2 separate regions of the Homo sapiens genome follow, and region 1 is linked to region 2. A link is a loop called in an ENCODE intact Hi-C map of the cell type or tissue named here. Cell type or tissue: IMR-90. All regions are shown on one strand. Links, peaks and the distances in the headings refer to the core of each region. The heading gives the core; the rest is flanking DNA. Region 1 has its middle 6.0 kb from the start of FAM177A1. Region 2 has its middle 7.8 kb from the start of NFKBIA.

Evidence for each region. A loop is a pair of places that touch in the nucleus more often than their neighbours do. Peaks named below come from ENCODE experiments on the same cell type or tissue, not always from the same donor. Only the 100,000 strongest peaks of a DNase experiment are listed, where the experiment ranks them.
Region 1: a loop joins it to region 2, with 5 times the contacts of the local background. A loop is called at or near these places in 47 of 110 quality-filtered maps.

The regions. Positions count from the first base shown.
Region 1 is chr14:35,035,071-35,045,507 of GRCh38, reverse strand. It overlaps a transcript of FAM177A1 not described here. Among named protein-coding and RNA genes, the nearest start is that of FAM177A1, 6.0 kb to the left of the region's middle. In IMR-90, for the core only: a CTCF peak has its summit at 4,820 (motif pointing left); no DNase peak of the experiment used is centred there.
Region 2 is chr14:35,407,381-35,417,817 of GRCh38, reverse strand. No RefSeq gene overlaps it. Among named protein-coding and RNA genes, the nearest start is that of NFKBIA, 7.8 kb to the right of the region's middle. In IMR-90, for the core only: a CTCF peak has its summit at 4,377 (motif pointing right); a DNase peak (open chromatin) is centred at 4,397; H3K27ac peaks cover 183 bases.

The DNA of each region.
Region 1 (10,437 bases), core at 1,663-9,662, 370 kb after region 2:
AGTCTCAATTCAGAAATGCTCCCTAAAGTTGTATGACCTTGTAAATGTTTTTCATCATAGCAACAGCAGGCCCAAATATTAAATATTCCTTTCTCTTCTGTGCCAAAGTTCTTCTCCTTACCCTCTGCCTAATGTTATTGTACACTTCCTATTCTATGTATAACTGGAACCTAAAAACAAAACCAAAAACTTTAAAAAACAAATAATCATTTGAAAACCATCTACGCCTTAAAAACTAGTTGGAAATCCATATTGCTCTCTATCCTGGTAATAAAATCAAGTTAGGTTGCTGCTGAAGTAAACAAGTTAGTACCTGATCTGACTCTGTATGGTGGCATCAGCAGGGAGTTGAGACAGTCCAAAACAGCAAAACCAAACTCGGCCATAAATTGAAAACAAAAATAAAGAACCAATTGTTAAGACTTCATGAATTGGCATTCATAAACAACACAGTTCTGCATTATATGTATTCAAAATCTCTTCCTTCTTACTGGCAAGCAGGGCAATCAACAATCTTTATTACTAAAACTTTGTGGGATATTTATAAATGCATGATTTTATTTTCCAAAGTGGCAATTAAATATCAAATTACAATTTTCTTTTTCTTTTTTTTCTTTTTTTTTTTTTTTGAGATGGGGTCTCACCCACGCTGGAGTGCAATGGCGCAATCTTGGCGCACTGCAACATCCGCCTCCCGGGTTCAAGCGATTCCCCCACCTCAGCCTGCCAAGTAGCTGGGATTACAGTTGTGCACTACCACGCCCGGCTAATTTTTGTATTGTTAGTAGAGACGGGGTTTCACCATGTTGGCCAGGCTAGTATCGAACTTCCGACCTCAGATGATCCACCCACCTCAGCCTCCCAAAGTGCTGGGATTACAGGCGTGAGCCACCACGCCTGGCCTCAAATTACAATTTTCATTGCCGAAGCAGAATATATTTTCACAGTTTACATGTGTATTTCTTAGTTTACTGAAAATTCAAAGTACAAGTTACATTCTAACGTGAACTGGAAGTATTTCCTAAAAAGTTATTTTTAACACAAATATCCAATTGAAGAGCAGTTTATTACAAATCAACAACTCGGGCTGGGCACGGTGGCTCACGCCTGTAATCCCAGCACTTTGGGAGGCGGAGGCGGGTGGATCACGAGGTCAGGAGATCGAGACCATCCTGGCTAACACGGTGAAACCCCGTCTCTACTATAAAATACAAAAAATTAGCCGGGCGTGGTGGCGGGCGCCTGTAGTCCCAGCTACTCGGGAGGCTGGGGCAGGAGAATGGCGTGAACCCGGGAGGCGGAGCTTGCAGTGAGCCGAGACCGCGCCACTGCACTCCAGCCTGGGCGACAGAGCGAGACTCCGTCTCAAAAAAACAAAAACAAAACAAATCAACAACTCAAAGCAACATAAAAGCATAGAAATTCTAATGGTTTTATTTTGGACATTTATATTTTTGTCATTATTTCCAAACTGTTATAGCTCAACCAAAAGTAGGCACCAAGGCAATGTGCCAAATTTTTCCTTCTTTCACTTTGTAACATAAATTGTATCGTAGCACTATGACAAAAATAAATTCAAGTATTATGATAATTTATCTACTTGAAAACATAATGTGGTCTAAATTTATCATTTAATGATACATATAGAGCTAAAAAGGTAAATTTGGATTGAACCATTTCTGCGTAAGGCTGGGAAAATAAATCTGAATAAAATTTGATAACCAGGAATGTTCATCAAATAAACAAGACATTCTTAGGGTTTTAACATAGCTACATATATATACTTTGATAGAGAATTTTTTAAGTTATCCATCAAACAGGACAATATATTTTCATCAAAAATAATGCACAAGAAAAAAAGATGATAAAAATAAAAATGCATTTTAGGTTCAGTCTAAGCATAAAGAAATTTTTTTTTTTTTTTTGAGACAGGGCCTTACTGTATCACCCAGGCTGGAGTGCAGTGGCACAATTATGGCTCACTGCAGACTCAGACGATCCTCCCACCTCAGCCTCCTGAGTAGCTGGCGTGTACCATCACACCTGGCTAATTTTTATATTTTTTGTAGAGATGAGGTTTTGCCATGTTGCCCAGGCTGAATAAGTTATTAAAATCATGGTAGTGGTTTCACTTATGGAGCACAATATGCCAGGTACTTTGCTTTCTTTGTATTAACTCTTATTCCTCACAACAATTCTGAAGTATTACTGTAACTACCAACATGTTATAGATGAGGAAACAAAGAGAAGTTAAGCAACTTGCTCCAGTGACGCAGCTGGTAAGCAGCAGAGCTGGGATTAAAACCCAGGCATTCTGATTCCACCACCTACACACTTAGCCATTCCGCCCCACTGAGAATGAAAATGTCAAAAAATACTAGGCCAGTAAGTGTTAGCAAGGCAAGAAATTTCCACACCAAAGGTGAGTATGTTGTTTGGAAAGATTGGGATGGAAATGAGTAAAGTATGTTTCTTTTTAAAAGTCTTTTAGTAAGCTTTAAAGCTCTATATGTAAGAAGCAGATGAAAATACCAAGTGAATTTTTAGATTTGATGTTATGTAAGGTTTTGTTTTGTTAATTAAAATTTGGTCATTTTGTGTGTGTGTGTGTCTGTGTGTGTGTGTGTGTGTGTGGTGAGAATATACCAGTGATATCCAATCACCAAAATTTTCTTTTTTTTTTTTTTGAGACAGTCTCACTCTGTCAGCCAGGCTGGATTGCAGTGGCGTGCTCTTGGTTTACTGCAGCCTCGATCTCCTAGGCTCAAGTCATCCTCCCACCTCGGGTCCCAAGCTGGGACTACAGGCACACATCACCACACCCAGCTAATTTTTGTATTTTCCCAGAAAGGGGTTTCACTATGTTGGCCAGGCTGGTCTCAAACTCCTGGCCTCAAGTGATCCACCCGCCTCAGCCTTCCAAAGTGCTGGAATTACGGGTGTGAGCCACCATGCCCGGCCTAGAATTTTCTGTATGGTATTAGGCATAAAATAACTAGCTTTCTTTGCACACTATGCTAGACTCAGTAATTTTAATGTTGGAGAGCTGTGCATCTTCATCTAAAATCTGTAGAACCCTGAGTGTCTTCTGATAAGAATCTATAACAAATATAAAGATATAATCCTTTTTTTTTTTAGACAGAGTCTTGCACTGTCACCTGAGCTGGAGTGCAATGGCACGATCTTGGCTCAATGCAACCTCCACCTCCCGGCTTCACGTGATTCTCCTGCCTCAGCTTCCCGAGTAGCTGGGATTACAGGCGCACACCACCACACCCAGCTTATTTTTTGTACTTTTAATAGAGATGGGGTTTCACTATGTTGGCCAGACTGGTCTCGAACTCCTGACCTGGTGATCCTTCCACCTTGGCCACCCAAAGTGCTGGGATTACAGGTGTGAGCCACTGCGCCCAGCAAAGATATAATCCTTTAAGGGATTATATTATTGATTCTGTTAAAGACAAATTATCTTTATTATAATAAAGACATAATCCTTGAAAGGATTATATTATTGATCTTTAAAGATCATGATTAAGAATGCCTCACCTCTCAGAGCAAGATCATACTTTTTTTTAACACAGTAAGAAGGAAATTGCAAAAAAACAAGGGACACACACCAACTGAAGAGTTTCACATTCTTATTTCCTACCAAGTGGAATGTCAAGAAACATGCAGCTATTTCTTGTACCAATTCTGACAGAATTGAGATTATGAACCCCTTAATTGATTTCCCAAGGTCAGAAAGCGTGGGCCAATGATGATATCCAATAACAATTCCCACCTCTTTTGGGTCACTGAGGAACAAGTTTCCCTGTCTATATAAAAGCATAAAACACAAGCAAACATTCCTGAAATATGGAAACATGCAGACATTATATGTTCTCACTTGATGCAGATATGAGACCTCTCTCTGGAAAAAGGCTCACAAAACTTTAGCATATCTTGCTTAAGAAAAATAGTCCGCAGTCACAGGCTGCAAAGGAAAAGCCTATATACAGCAATGTCAGAGGAATCTCAGACCTCAGGTAGGGGAGTTTCTTAGTGTCAGATTCACCTGAATCATCCCTCTTACAAACAAGTATTACTGTGCAATTTCTTGACTGTTTTTCCACTTATGATCCAAGTGGTACCAACAATGCACTGTGTTAGGCTAATGAGAGAACCTTTTAAGCCAAGTGAAGCTAAAAGATATAACATGCTCTTCAAATGAAGAGAGAAAAATGTAATGAAAGGACTGCAAAAAGTAGCATATGCATGCCAAACTCAAAAGAACCTATATGACCGTCAGCACCACATTAATAAAAGGAAATGTACCATAGTTACCAGCTTACAAGACATATTTTTACTTTAAAAGACTCCAAAAATTGGCCAGGTGCGGTGGCTCACACCTGTAATCCCAGAACTTTGGGAGGCCGAGGCGGGTGGATCACGAAGTCAGGAGATCGAGACCATTCTGGCTAACACGGTGAAACCCCGTCTCTACCAAAAATACAAAAAATTAGCCGGGCATGGTGGCGGGCGCCTGTAGTCCCAGCTACTCGGGAGGCTGAGGCAGGAAAATGGCGTGAACTCGGGAGGTGGAGCTTGCAGTGAGCCGAGATGGCACCACTGCACTCCAGCCTGGGCGACAGAGCAAGACTCCGTCTCAAAAAAACAAACAAACAAACAAACAAAAAAACTCCAAAAATTATATTGTATTAAATATGCCCATATTACAGATAAAGGCCAGTACAAGAGAAATAGGGCTTAGGGTCTTAGGTAAGCAATTACTGAAAACTGAGTACCTACCTACCCCTAGTGGCAAAGTGTGGAGGAAAACTATCATAGCAAGATTCACAGTGCATCCATTAACTACAAAATTAGCTACAAAAATAAGCCAAAGGCTACCCAACTGACTTAGAGGTAAAGTTTAAATTAATCCCCAGCATGTAAGGTGTAAACTCATCATTCCTACAACTCATGGCTCAAAAGCAAAGAAGGTAGTAGGTTCAAGCTTCATGTAACCCCTAAATGTTTGGAACGTAATTAGAACTTGGGGCAGAATTTTGAGGATGATGACTAATCTAGTGAATCCAAAGAATGACAATGATAAAGAGATCAAATCATGTAGACTTGAGCTGTGATGATGGCCTTCTGGTTTTGAATATGATCATTTACTTGGCTTTACCAATAGCTATTCATTTATCAATAACTATTCGTAAGTCTTTTTTTTTTTTTTTTTTTTTGTATTTTTTTTTTAAATTTATTTTTTAATTGATAATTCTTGGGTGTTTCTCACAGAGGGGGATTTGGCAGGGTCATGGGACAATAGTGGAGGGAAGGTCAGCAGATAAACAAGTGAACAAAGGTCTCTGGTTTTCCTAGGCAGAGGACCCTGCGGCCTTCCGCAGTGTTTGTGTCCCTGATTACTTGAGATTAGGGATTGGTGATGACTCTTAACGAGCATGCTGCCTTCAAGCATCTGTTTAACAAAGCACATCTTGCACCGCCCTTAATCCATTTAACCCTGAGTGGACACAGCACATGTTTCAGAGAGCACAGGGTTGGGGGTAAGGTCACAGATCAACAGGATCCCAAGGCAGAGGAATTTTTCTTAGTGCAGAACAAAATGAAAAGTCTCCCATGTCTACTTCTTTCTACACAGACACGGCAACCATCCGATTTCTCAATCTTTTCCCCACCTTTCCCGCCTTTCTATTCCACAAAGCCGCCATTGTCATCCTGGCCCGTTCTCAATGAGCTGTTGGGCACACCTCCCAGACGGGGTGGTGGCCGGGCAGAGGGGCTCCTCACTTCCCAGTAGGGGCGGCCGGGCAGAGGCGCCCCTCACCTCCCGGACGGGGCGGCTGGCCAGGCAGGGGGGCCGACCCCCCCCCACCTCCCTCCCGGACGGGGCGGCTGGCCGGGCGGGGGGCCGACCCCCCCACCTCCCTCCCGGACGGGGCGGCTGGCCGGGCAGAGGGGCTCCTCACTTCCCAGTAGGGGCGGCCGGGCAGAGGCGCCCCTCACCTCCCGGACAGGGCGGCTGGCTGGGCGGGGGGGCTGACCCCCCCCCACCTCCCTCCCGGACGGGGCGGCTGGCCGGGCGGGGGGCCGACCCCCCCACCTCCCTCCCGGACGGGGCGGCTGGCCGGGCGGGGGGCTGACCCCCCCCACCTCCCTCCCGGACGGGGCGGCTGGCCGGGCAGAGGGGCTCCTCACTTCCCAGTAGGGGCGGCCGGGCAGAGGTGCCCCTCACCTCCCGGACGGGGCGGCTAGCCGGGCGGGGGGCTGACCCCCCCACCTCCCTCCCGGACGGCACGGCTGGCCAGGCGGGGGGCTGACCCCCCCACCTCCCTCCCGGACGGCACGGCTGGCCGGGCGGGGGGGCTGACCCCCCACCTCCCTCCCGGATGGGGCGGCTGGCCAGGTGGGGGGCTGACCCCCCCCACCTCCCTCCCGGACGGGGTGGCTGCCCGGCAGAGACGCTCCTCACTTCCCAGACGGGGTGGCTGCCGGGCGGAGAGGCTCCTCACTTCTCAGACGGGGCGGTTGCCAGGCAGAGGGTCTCCTCACTTCTCAGACGGGGCGGCCGGGCAGAGACGCTCCTCACCTCCCAGACGGGGTCTCGGCCGGGCAGAGGCGCTCCTCACATCCCAGATGGGGCGGCGGGGCAGAGGCGCTCCCCACATCTCAGACGATGGGCGGCCGGGCAGAGACGCTCCTCACTTCCTAGATGTGATGGCGGCTGGGAAGAGGCGCTCCTCACTTCCTAGATGGGATGGCGGCCGGGCGGAGACGCTCCTCACTTTCCAGACTGGGCAGCCAGGCAGAGGGGCTCCTCACATCCCAGACGATGGGCGGCCAGGCAGAGACACTCCTCACTTCCCAGACGGGGTGGCGGCCGGGCAGAGGCTGCAATCTCGGCACTTTGGGAGGCCAAGGCAGGCGGCTGCTCCTTGCCCTCGGGCCCCGCGGGGCCCGTCCGCTCCTCCAGCCGCTGCCTCCCGGGCGGCGCTCTATTCGTAAGTCTTGAGGAGGATCAGTAATTATATTGTTATTTAACCATGATTCTCACTGACATGGTTGTTTTTGTTAGACCTCATTCAAATTCTCTGGCTGCTCTCTGTATTCAAATACTAAAATATTTTACTCTACATAAGCATCAAGTTGAAATTCCTTCACATTTTAATTTTCAATACTTTGTTCCATTTTTTACTGAAATATTTGCTTGTATGTGTATATGTACCAGAGCTACCTGTAAAATAAATTCATTCAAATTTATTTTATATTATGATTTGCTGTTTAGATTTCCTAAATTCACTAAAATACTAACATATTAATTTTACTGTTACATTAATATGCATATTATGGGGCTTTAGCTCCAGCAAATTTCCTGGTTTTGTTGCCACCTGTTTATCAGTATTCATGTATAACATTATATTTCTTTTTAGTTATGTGGTACTATATTTCACATTACTAATAATATTAGTACATTATTACTGCATATTAGAACTTAGGACTTACTCTCACATTGTAACATACTGTATTTACTTTAACAAAATAATGGTTTATATAACACACATTACATGATAAAAAGAATTTAATTTTTTCTAAAAAATTTCTCCAGAAAATTGTGACGCACTGGGCATATACATACCTTTGTATCTTATATACCATTAAATATGATACTTTCAGAACACTGACATCTATCACATTTAAATCATTAATTTCTGTCTGGGCAGCGTAGCTTACGCCTGTAATGCCAGCACTTCTGGGAGGCCAAGGCAGGAGGATCACTTGAGCCCGGGAGTTCAAGACCAGCCTGGGTAACACAGTGAGACCTTGTCTCCACAAAAAATTTAAAAATTGGCTGGGCACAGTGGGTCACGCCTGTAATCCTAGCATTCTGGGAGGCCGAGGCAGGTGGATCACTTGAGGTCAGGAGTTTGAGACCAGCCTGGCCAACATGGTGAAAACCCATCTCTCTTTTTATTTTTATTTTTTTATTTTTTTTGAGACAGAGTCTCACTGTGTCCCCCAGGCTGGAGTGCAGTGGCACAGTCTTGGCTCACCACAACCTCCACTTTCCAGGTTCAAGCAATTCTCCTGCCTCAGCCTCCCAAGTACCTGGGACTACAGGCGCATGCCACCACACCTGGCTAATTTTTGTATTTTTAGTAGAGACAGGGTTTCACTGTGTTGGCCAGGCTGGTCTTGATCTCCTGACCTCAGTAATCTGCCCGCTTCAGCCTCCCAAAGTGCTGGGATTACAGGCGTGAATCACCCATGTCTACTAAAAATACAAAAATTAGCTGGGCACATGCCTGTGGTCCCAGACTTGGGAAGCTGAGGCAGGAGAATTGCTTGAACCCAGGAGGTGGAGGTTGCAATGAGCTGACATCATGTCTCTGCACTCCAACCTGGGTGACAGAGTAAAACTCCCTCTCAAAAAATAAATGAAATAAAATAAAAAATTAGCTGAGTGTTGTGGCACACTCTGATAGTCCCAACTACTCAGGAGACTGAGGTGGGAGGATTGCCTAAGCCCAGGTCAAGGTTGCAGTGAGCCATGACTGCACCACTGCACTCCACCCTGGGTGACAGAGCAAAGACCCTGTCTCAAAAGAAAAAAATTAATAAATAAAAAATCATTAATTTCCCCTTTCTTCATTTTGTAGTTTGTGATATTTAATTTCTCAATCTGTTGTTGTCTTGTAATTACATGAGTACTGTAAGCTTAGGGAAGCTACACCTAGTTTTATGGTTACATATATTTAACATTATAATAAAATTCAGGAAGAATTCAATGTTGTACAGTATTAGAGCTAGCTAGTGGTCTAAGTTGGGAGTATATAAAAAAAATGGAGTCAATTTTAACACTAGTGAAAAACAAATGGAAATGTGTTCAAATTATTAAAGGATTTAATTTTGGTATTTGGTTTGGCTGTGTCCCCACCCAAATCTCATCTTGAATTGTAGCTCCCATAATTCCCACGTGTTGTGGGAGTGACCTGGTGGGAGGTAACTGAATCATGGGGGCAGTTTACCCCACACTGTTCTCATGGTAGCAAATAAGTCTCATGAGAGCCGATGGTTTTATAAGGGGAAACCCCTTTTGCTTGGTTCTTATTTTCTCCTGTCTACCGCCATGTAAGATGTGCCTTTTGCCTTCCACCATAATTGTGAGGCCTCCCCAGCCACATGGAACTGTAAGTCAGTTAAACCTTTTCATTATAAATTACCCAGTCTTGGGTATGTCTTTATCAGCAGCATGAAAACAGACTAATACAGTAAATTGGTACTGGTAGAGTGGGGTGTTGCTGTAAAGATACCCAAAAATGTGTAAGCAACTTTGGAACTGGGTAACAGGCAGAGGTTGGAACAGTTTGGAGGGCTCAGAATAAGACAGGAAAATGTAGGTAAGTTTGGAACTTCCTAGAGATTTGTTAAATGGCTTTGACCAAAATGCTGATAATGACATAGACAATGAAATCCAGGCTGAGGTGGTCTCAGATGGAGATGAGGAATTTGTTGGGAACTGGAGTAAAGGTGACTCTTGCTATCTTTTAGCAGAAAGACTGGCAGCATTTTGCCTCTGCCCTGGAGATTTGTGGAACTTTGAACTTGAGGGAGATGATTTAGGGTATCTGGCAGAAGAAATTTCTTTTTTTTTGTGATGGAGTCTCGCTCTGTTACCCAAGTTGGAGTGCAGTGGCATGATCTCAGCTCACTGCAACCTCCACCTCCCGGGTTCAAGCAATTCTCCTGCCTCAGCCTCCCAAATAGCTGGGACTACAGGCGCATGCCACCATGCCCAGCTAATTTTTGTATTTTTAGTAGAGATGGGGTTTCACCATGTTGGCCAGGATGGTCTCGATCTCTTGACCTTGTGATCTGCCAGCCTCAGCCTCCCAAAGTGCTGGGATTACAGGCATGAGCCACTGCACCCAGCCTCTGGAGGAAGAAATTTCTAAGCAGCAAACCATTCAAGAGGTGACTTGGGTGCTGTTAATAGTATTCCATTTTAAAAGGGAAACAGAACAAAAGTTCAGAAAATTTGCAGCCTATGTGATAGAAAAGAAAAACCCATTTTCTGAGGAGAAATTCAAGCTGGCTGCAGAAATTTGCGTAAGTAATGAGGAGCTGCCAGGTGCGGTGGCTCATGCCTGTAATCCCAGATGAGACTTTGGACTGTGGACTTTTGAGTTAATGCTGAAATGAGTTAAGACTGTGGGGGACTGTTGGGAAGGCATGATTGGGTTTGAAATGTGAGGACATGATATTTGGGAGGGACCAGGGGCAGAATGATATGGTTTGGCCGTGGACCTGGTGGTACATAAATGAATCATGGAGGCGGTTTCCCCCATACTGTTCTCATAGTAGTGAATGAGTCTCATGAGAACTGATGGTTTTTTAAGGGGAAACCCCTTTTGTTTGGTTCTCATTCTCTCTTGC
Region 2 (10,437 bases), core at 955-8,954:
TATACTGCATGCTCTTAGAACTCTCCACATTAAATTGGCTGTTTGTATCTACCAGGATCTTGAAATTAGTGTGTCCAGGATGGAGCCCATCATCTTCCCCTCAACCTGCTCTTCCTCCTGTTTTTCCACTACATAACCAAAGTCAGAAACAGAGCTCCTAGATTCTTCCTTGTCTCCTTCACATCCAATCAGTCACTCAGACCTCAAAATCCTTGTTCTTAGATTTCTCTGTAGCCATCTCACTTTCCAGTCACTGTCTTTGTTTTTTTTTTTTTGTTGTTGTTGTTGTTTTTATTTTTACAGAGTCTTGCTCTGTCGCCCAGGCTGGAGTGCAGGAGTGCAGTCGTGTGATATCTCGGCTCACTGCAACCTCCACCTCCCGGGTTCAAGTGATTCTCCTGCCTCAGCCTCCCGAGTGGCTGGGATTACAGGCATGCGCCACTGCATTCAGCTAATTTTTGTATTTTTAGCAGAGACGGGGTTTCACCATGTTGGCCAGGCTAGTCTCAAACTCCTGACCTCAGGTGATCCACCTGCCTCAGCCTCCCAAAGTGCTGGGATTACAGGCATGAGCCACTGCACCTGGCCTCCAGTCACTGTCTTTAACTGGCCACCAGCCTCATGCCTAACCTACTCCAGTTTATTTGCCACACTGTCTTCTAAAGCATACACCTGATCAGTAATCCACCACAGCTTTCAGGGTGCAGGCCCAGCTTCTCGGCTCGGTCACATGACTGTGTGCTGTGTCTTTCCTGCCTACTCATATCCCGCTACCACACAGCAAGCCCTGTGAAGCTGCTTTCACACCTCCCAGCCCCACCACAGGCTTAACCCTCTGCCTGCACATCCTTCTTCCCACTCCTGACTCTGACTTGTCTTTCAATAGCTGCCCTGGACCATCCCTCTCAGTGTGGTGTGGCTTCCCTCGCCTCATGCTCCCAGGCCACTTTGTTCAGGCCTCGGCCACATCTCTGATCACTCCCTACTAGAATTACTCATTTACCTGCTGGTCTTCTCACCAGCCTAGAAGCGCCTTGAGAGCAGGAGCCATATTTATTTTTATTTTATAAATAAAAATTTATTTTTATTATGCTCCATATCACAGCATAGTGCCAGGCACCAAAAAAAAAAAAAAAAGAGCTTCATAAATGCTTGACAGATTAATGGGTTTTGCTTTCCCTACCTACAGTGCTTTGCTTCTTTAGAGTTTTTTTTCTCCCCCATATTAACCCTGTTGTGTCAATATTTCACATTCCCTTTATCTTAATCAGGCCTGCGACAAAACATAGCTACAGGCAGTCAGGGACAGACATTTGAGCTTGAACTAAGAAAGTGAATTTACCCAGAGGGAAAGCCTCTGATCAGAAGTCTGGGGGCGGGAAGGGGTGACAGCCTGTCTGTGAGAGCCCTGACATTTTGAAAGCACCAAACTCACTGTCACCCTGAGCTTTTCCTGTGGGGAGCAACAGAGGTGGGGGCTTTTACCCTCCCTTGTGGGCAGGGCTCGAAAGCAAATTTCCCTGCTGAGTTTTCCTTTTGTGGTGCCTGTGACCACGAAGGAGGCTGCCCCAGGAATCCCCACCTATTTTTAGCCTCAGTTCAACACCCTGCAGACAACAACCCTCCCATATACCTCTAAGTTAATTTCCAGTCTTGTCACTGAGCTGGCCTGACAAATCGATAGACTCAATCTTGCTAGTGAAAAGACAAAGTGAGAAGGTTAAGGCCTTTAACAACAGAAAGCTGCAGTGATGCCCTGAGGCTCAATACGTCAAATAGCCTCCTGTACCACTTTTATAAAACAATTTAGTATATGTTCATATGTAATAGTATTTGAATGAAGTTCTCTGTGCCCAAAGTCCAAGATGTGAAGTCTACCCGGATCTAAACTGCCTAGGGTTTCCTCTTCAAGGGAAACTTTCCTGGGAAATCAGTTGTTCCAGATGTTGCCTTAGTCAGACTGCAAAGCATACATCATTCTCTGTACACCAATGGGCTTTTCATTTTAAATATTATTGGTTTATGTATACTCTGTTAAACTGGGTCAAGCTCTTGAGCTTATGAAATTTTGGTGTTGCAAATACCTCTGCTTCTGAAAGCCATTAAAGAGCACCCCAGAAGGGCAGCAGGTGGGCCTTGGCCACCACACCCCTACCTGGGCCAGCCAGTCATATGTCCATGGGCCGTTAGCCTTGCAGTCCTCAATGAGAGGTCTAAGTATGCATCACTTTGTCAGATGGCCTTTCAACCAACAACACTCATTCTCATTCTGCTTCCTTCCCACCATTCTATGTCCCCAGTACATTTCTAACATGGGGAATACTCCAGGCAAATGCTCATCTATTCCTCTAAACTAGAGCTTCTGCCCCAATTTCCTGTTAGATATCTTGCCCTGGGGAACTGGACTAAGCAAGCCTCCAGGACATCACCTATCTCCTTAACTCCTTAACTGAAGGTTTGAAAAGGAGCCTTCCTCCTCTACCCTGGGCTCCACCCCAGAGGTTACTCTCAGGCAACAGAAAAGAAAAGAAGAGAAGGAGGACACTATCTAGGTCTATTTATAATCTGTTCACTTCTACTCACATTCAATTCCTCTAGGATAGGATGGGATATGGTGGCTCTGATGTGCCCCCATCCTCCTAATAGCCTTTATTTCAGAGTGTCTGCATCCTTTGTAAAATGGGAATGGTAACACTTTACTTGCCTGAAAGCAGAAGCTGGACCCGATGGCCTCTTGAGATAATTTCTAGATAGAAAAGAATGAAATCGATTGCATGCAAAGTGAGGTATTAACAGAGGAGGAGGGTCCAAGAAAAATTATGACAGGTATGAAGCAAAGGGGATACTCATGCCTGAATCAATGGCAAGGGAAGCCCAGGGTAAGAGAGACACAGAAGAAATGAATGTCTCCTCCCCACCCAGCAGCCCCTGCCCCACCCAACACTATTCTGTGTTTAACTAGGGACACAAGCAATAACTAAGCAGTATAAGACAATATGTGGCCCAATATTCAAGGCAAGCTGTAAAAGCTAGCAGGATTTAGAAGAGGGCAGAGGGCTCCAAGAAGAGGAAGACAGAAAAGGAGTTTTGGAAAGGGTGGGTCCTGGCAAGGAAGCTGAAAGAAGGTGGTCCTAGGACAGGCAGGGAGAGGCCTGCATGAAGGCCAGAGCAGCTGGCACAGTGTTGGTGCTCGGGGGAAATGGTGATGAGGAGTGGCTGGGCAGGGTAGAGTCTGACTCTGGAGGACTTTAAATGCAGCTGAGGAATTCAGACCGTTTCCTGCAGCCCATGGAAGGTCAACAGAGGCTCTGTTACAGGAAATGATATAATGAAAATGCATATTAGAAGCCTCAGTGAAAAGAGATTTAGGCTGGGCACGGTGGCTCATGCCTGTAATTCCAGCACTTTGGGAGGCCGAGGTGAGTGGATCACCTGAGGTCAGGAGCTTGAGACCAGGCTGACCAACATGGTAAAACCCCGTCTCTACTAAAAATACAAAAATTAGCCAGGCGTGGTGGCACATGCCTGTAATCCCAGCTACTTGGGAGGCTGAAGCAGGAGAATTGCTTGAACCCAGGAGGCGGAGGTTGCAGTGAGCCGAGATCGCGCCATTGCACTCCAGCCTGGGCAACAAGTCAAAAAAAAAAAAAAAAAGAAAAAGAAACAAAAGAGAGATTTAATTGTATAATTGTAATATTTTTAGACTGCTTGGTTTTTTTTAATCACAGGAAGGTATTCTGTTTCAACTTTAAAAATAATTCATTTTTGCCAGGCTTGCGCCTGTAATCCCAGCACTTTGGGAGGCCAAGGAGGGTGGGTTGCCTGAGTTCAGGAGTTCGAGACCAGTCTGGCCAACATGGTGAAACTGCGTCTCTACTAAAAATACAAAAATTAGCTGAGTGTGGTGGCAGGTGCCTGTAATCCCAGCTACTGGTGAGGCTGAGGCAGGAGAATCACTTGAACCTGGGAGGCAGAGGTTGCAGTGAGCCGAGATCACACCATTGCACTCCAGCCTGGGCAACAGAGCAAGACTCCATCTCAAAACAACAACAATAACAAAAAGTACCAAGAAGCTACCATGGTACAACTCAGCCCGCACTACCGTGGGGACAGTGAAGATGGAAGGAAGAGGATGGTCCGGGTATCGTGTCAATAGCAGGATGCACTGAGCTGACTGGCAACAGGCACTGAAGGAAAACTAACACTCACAGATAAAGTGGGGGTCTTTCCTTTGGGACTGTGTTAAGTGATGTACCACAATCACAACTTCATATCCAGTCTCGGTGTACCTCCTCAACTCAACATTCCTAAATTCCTCTTCTCAAGAATCGGTGATGCCTCAGAGAAAACTTCTTCCACAAATGGCCAGAAGATGTCACTGCAGACAGCACCATGCATATACTGTGTTCCTCATGTTGGTGTTCTGCCCTGCCATTTGTGAAGGGAAAATTCCCCCTCGGCTCCCTCCCTAACTCCCATAGCCCCTGCTCCTGCTCTGTGTGTAGCCTCTTCCCTTTACCCTGTGACTCCCCTCCTCCTGCCCTGAAATCCAGCGAGGTGCTTTCCTGATGCCCTGGCAACCTGGAGATGAACCTGATCCCTAAAGGCGGAAGAGCCAACATCGAGACTGGGTTATCTGTGTGCTTCCCTACTCTCTATTCATGATGTTCATTTAGATTTCTAGCAAAACCCATACCTGTGCTGTCAACCTCACCCATTTCCACCTAGCTTCTTGAGTTTCAATCAATGAGTACAGGGGCACCCCATTCCCTCTTTTCTCACACTCCTCCAAACTGGCCCAATTTTCAAATATTAGCATTTAAAGATTTGGTGATGCATTAATCTGCTTCACTTTCTGAAAATATCAGTGTTTTTGGCCAAATAATCACTACACGTTAGCCTATGAACAGCCCTGGGATATAAGAAATGATGAATATTCCTAAGCCAAGCTAAGTGGCTTATCCAAATGGATTGTGTCACAGTCATGGGACTGGACTCTGACAGCTGACACCTGGTAACAAAGAAAAAATGTTCCAGGCCAATTTCTCCCTTTTTTTCTGCTCATGGCTTCTATTTGTGATCCTTCTCACTCTGTTTCTCATTTGCTTTCAGTGGTTAAAAATAGGCCGAGCAACCGTGGCTCACACCTGTAATCCCAACACTCTGAGAGGCTGAGGCAGGCAGATCACGAAGTCAGGAGATCGAGACCATCCTGGCCAACCTTGTGAAACCTTGTCCCTACTAAAAATACAAAAATTAGCCGGGAATGATGGTGCGTGCCTGTAATCCCAGCTACTCAGGAGGCTGAAGTAGGAGAGCCACTTGAACCTGGGAGGCGGAGATGGCAGTGAGCCGAGATCACGCCACTGCACTCCAGCTTGGCAACAGAGTGAGACAACATCTCAAAAAAAAAAAAAAAAAAAAAAAAAAAAAGAAAAGAAAAGAAAAAAATAGGCTGAGCACGGTGGCTCACGCCTGTAATCCCAGATTTTGGGAGGCCAAGGTGGATGGATCACTTGAGGTCAGGAGTTCAAGACCAACATGGCAAAACCCCCCATCTCTACAAATAATACAAAAATAAGCTAGACGTGGTGATAGGCGCCTGTAGTCCCAGTTACTAGGGAGGCTGAGACATGAGAATCACTGGAACCCAGGAAGCGGAGGTTGCAGTGAGCCAAGATCACACCACTGCACTCTAGCCTGGGGAGCAGAGCGAGACTCTGTGTCAAAATAAATAAATAAATAAACAAACAAACCTGGCCAGGCTAGGTGTGGTGGCTTACGCCTATAATCCCAGCACTTTGGGAAGCTGAGGCAGGTGGATCACCTGAGATCAGGAGTTGGAGGCCAGGAACATGGCGAAACCCCATGTCTACTAAAAATACAAAAATTAGCCAGGTGTGGTAGCACATGTCTGTAATCCCAGCTGCATGGGAGGCTAAGGCAGGAAGATTGCTTGGGCCCAGAAGGTCAAGACTTCAGTGAGCAATAATCGTGCTACTGCACGCCATCGTGGGTGACAGGGTGAGATCCTGTCTCAAAAAAAAAAAAAAAAAAAAATCAACCTAAGAAAAACTTTCAGAAACTATATTTTTGTGGTACCGTTCCCCACTAATAGCCTCAGAGACAAATCTCAATTTCTAATACTCATCCAAGCACTCCGGTGTTTTACTCCAGATAATAGAGGCTCTAAAAGGAAGTCTGAGAAAGGCATTATTTTAGCACTTACAAGAAAGGGCTCAGGAACAAGCTTCCTAAATCCTTACTCTGTAATATGAATCTATCTCTTAGCAGCTCTGATTCTGTTTTCCTTTTTCCTAAATGATTCCCAAGACCTTAGACCGTAGGGGGGAAAGGATCTACCTCTCCATGTGGTTTCCGTTGGTGGATACAGCTTAGGCCCCCTCTGAGAAGGATCATGAGCTCCTCACCTAATTTCAGTGCCAAAGAACAAGGGCCTCATATCATTTATGTCTCATCCCCTGCCAAGTACCAGGCTCTTGTGTGGAAGTTCCCTAGTGCTAAGTATCCTCATACCCTGACTAAACTCAGAATGAATTTACACCCAAGACAAAATAGCAAATACAGCGGCATGCAGGGGAAACTGCCTTAAGCCTTTACCACCTTCCTGATCCAACAACTTCTCCCTGAACACAACAGACCATGAACAATGCTACACACCTATAAATATTACTTGGTTACTGCCAACAAGCCACGAAAAGGGAGAGCCAGTAATTTTGGCCACGGGTGACACGTGCAGGCCTCCTCCTTCCCTCGCAGCAGGTTACCCAAGAGCCAGATGGGCATGCAGTTAGGGCACCAGCAGAGCAGGCACACCTCAGGAGATGTTTAGTGAAGTCATCTGATTGCTTAAAACAACGTAAGTAGTCATTGTGAGAAAAATCAGAACTTTGTTGGACTTATTATGCTTATTTTACACTGTAGCATTTAAAAATTGCTTTGGGGCAGGGTGCAGTGGCTCACACCTGTAATCCCAGCACTTTTGAAAGTGAAGATGGGCGGATCGCTCGGACCCAGGAGCTCAAAACCAGCCTGGGCAACACAGGGAGACCCATCTCTACAAAAAATTAAAAAATTAGCCAGGCACAGCCGGGTGTGGTGGCTCATGCCTGTAATCCCAGCACTTTGGGAGGCCGAGGCAGGCAGATCACTTGAGGTAAACAGTTCGAGACCAGCCTGGTCAACACAGTGAAACCCTGTCTCTACTAAAAATACAAAAAATTAGCTGGGCATGGTGGCAGGCTCCTGTAATCCCTGCTACTTAGGGGGCTGAGGCAGGAGAATCGTCTGAACCTGGTAGGCAGAGGTTGCAGTGAGCCAAGATTGCACCATTGCACTCCAGCCTGGGTGACAAGAATGAAATTCCGTCTCAAAAAAAATTAGCCAGGCACAGTGGCATGTGCCTGTGGTCCCACTGCATGGGAGACTGAGGTGGGAGAATTGCTTGAGCCCAAGAGATTAAGGCTACAGCGAGCTGTGATCATGCCACAGCACTCCAGCCTAGGTGACACAGCAAGACCTTGTCTCAAAAACACAAACAGGCCGGGCATGGTTGCTCACACCTGTAATCCCAGCACTTTGGGAGGCCAAGGCGGGTAGATCACCTGAGGTCAGGAGTTTGAGACCAGCCTAGCCAACATAGTGAAACCCTGTCTCTACCCAAAATACAAAAAATGAGCCGGGCATGGTGGCGGGTGCCTGCAATCCCAGCTACTCAGGAGGCTGAGGCAGGAGAATCACTTGAACCCGGGAGGCAGAGGTTGCAGTGAGCCAAGATCACATCATTGCACTCCAGCCTGGGCAACAAGAGCAAAACTCTTGGTTTGTCTCAAAAACAAACAAACAAAACAAATAAATACTTGGTTTGAGGGAGGAAAAATTCACTTTTCAGAGGTTAGAGCCCCTAATCCTAACCCTGCCTGGCAGGAGCAGCCCTGCGCATCATGGATGGACACACTGTCCCAGTCTCCTGTTACACAGGAGCAGAGAACCCATGATGCCAAGAGCAGAAGGTTGTGCCTCTTGCAAAGCACAATTAAAACATCATACCTTGGCTGAAAAAGAGGTTGTAAACTCAGAGCTTATAGGCTCTGTTTAGCCAATAGATGCAGAAATGCATTGTGTTTAGTTTTCATAATGTTTTTATGTTTGTTTGAGGCAAGGTCTCACTCTTTTGCTGAGGCTGGAGCTCAGTGACACAGTCATGGCCCACTGTAGCCTCAACGTCCCAGGTTCGAGCAATCCTCCCACCTCAGTCTCCCAAGTAGGTGCGACTACAGGTGTATGCCACCACACCTGGTTAATTTTTTTATTTTTATTTTTATAGCGATGGGGTCTCACTATGTTGCCCAGGCTGGTCTCAAACTCCTAAACGCAAGTGATCCTCCTGCCTCACCCTCTCAAAGTGTTGGGATTGCAGGCATGAGCCACGGAGCTGGGCCAATTTTTTTTATTTCTTTAACAATAGAAGGTCACTACTGAACTGAAGGTGCTACATGCCAAAAGTTGTCTGAGCTAAGTATGAGGGAAGTACACACCCTGACCTAAGCTGTTGGAGATCCCACTCCTTTCAGACTCAAATGGTCTGTTTCACTCATCTGTGAAATCTGCCTGCTCCCTATGCGTAAGTATTTTGAGTTTGAGATCCTTTAAAGCTTTGATCTCCATTAAATTGCAGAATTTGTAGCAAAGGAAACACATTAAGGATTTGACGGTCTTATTTTCACTTCACTACAAATGAAGGTTCTGACAGCTGTTTTTCCTTTTTTTTTTTTTTAATTGAGACAGAGTCTCTCTCTGCTGCCCAGGCAGGAGTGCAATGGCACGATCTCAGCTCACTGCAACCTTCACCTCCCAGGGTCAAGTGATTCTCCTGCCTCAGCCTCCCGAGTAGCTGGGATTACAGGCATGTGCCATCACGCCTGGCTAATTTTTGTATTTTGAGTAGAGATGGGGTTTCACCATGTTGGCCGGGCTGGTCTTGAACTCCTGACCTCAGGTGATCAGCTCGCCTCAGCCTCCCAAAGTGCTGGGATTATAGGTCGGAGCCACCGCCCCCAGCCTTGTTTTTCTATGGGAAAAGATCCATAGCTTGGGGGCTCCCTGTTCTGAAGAGGATGCAGACAGTTGCTACCACGATAGCAAGAAAGAAGACAACCTGAGACTGAAAGCAGAATATTTAGAATTTCACAGTGGGGCTGCCAGTTGGGAGTGCACCTGCCTTGCTCTTCAGGAACTCTGTCATGGCTCGTCTTTCTTCCAGCCTAGCTGCACTGAGCAATAGGTAGCCTGATTCCAGAGTTGAATTTGCTGTAGCCAAAACAATTTAGTTTTAATTGGCCAGGCCAGTTGACACAGGCCACCCTGCCCTGAGGATTTTGGACCACCTGGCTGAACTTGTAGACTCTCTCCATGGCACTTCAGGCAATAGGTTTTGTCCATACTGTGCTTGTTCCATGCAGGAGGAGTGCCTGAAGTGCCTGCAGCCAAACCAGGCCCTGGCGATGCTCCTTTTCCCATGGGGGTGCTCCTGGAGCATCACTGGCCGTCCTGTCATTTCCTACGGCTGCGTCCTGGGCCAAAATACAAAGCAGCTTTGAGGTGTAACTTATTATTTTGCCTTATGCATTAAAAAGGCCAAATAACATTAAAAATCAGTTATCTAAAGTATTTTGTTTTGTTTTGTTTTGTTTTTTGAGACAGAGTCTCACCCTGTTGCCCAGGCTGGCGTGCAATGGCGCGATCTCGGCTCACTGCAACCTCTGCCTCCTCGGTTCAAGTGATTCTCCTGCCTCAGCCTCCTAAGCAGCATCTGCACCACCACACCCGACTAATTTTTTGTATCTTTAGTAGAGACGGGGTTTCATCATGTTGGCCAGGCTGGTCTCGAACTCCTGACCTCATGATCCACCTGCCTCAGCCTCCCAAAGTGCTGAGATTATAGGCGTGAGCCACTGCGCACAGCCTACAGTTTTAACATTTTTTTTAACGGTTATGTTAGCTAGAATGTTTGACAATGAGGAGGAGAAAAATCTGAGTGCTGAAGGGTCCATAAAGGTCTTTCTTTTTCTTTTTTTTCTTTTTGAGACAGGGTCTCAGTCTGTTGCTCAAGCTGGAGTGCAGTTGTGCCATCATGGCTCACTACAAACTCCACCTCCCAGGCTCAAGCAATTCTCCCACTTCTGCCTCTGGAGTAGCTGGGACTACAGGCACCTGCCACCACACTCTGCTAATTATATTTTTTGTAGAGACAAGAGTTTAGCCTTGTTGCCCAGGCTGGTCTCCAACTCCTGGGTGGCAAGCAATCCTCCTGCCTCAGCAACCCAAAGTGCTGAAATTACAGCAGTGAGCCACAACTCCTGGCCCATAAAGGTCTTTCTAAATCAAAACCAGACCCTCTTGTTGTCTTCTGCCCAG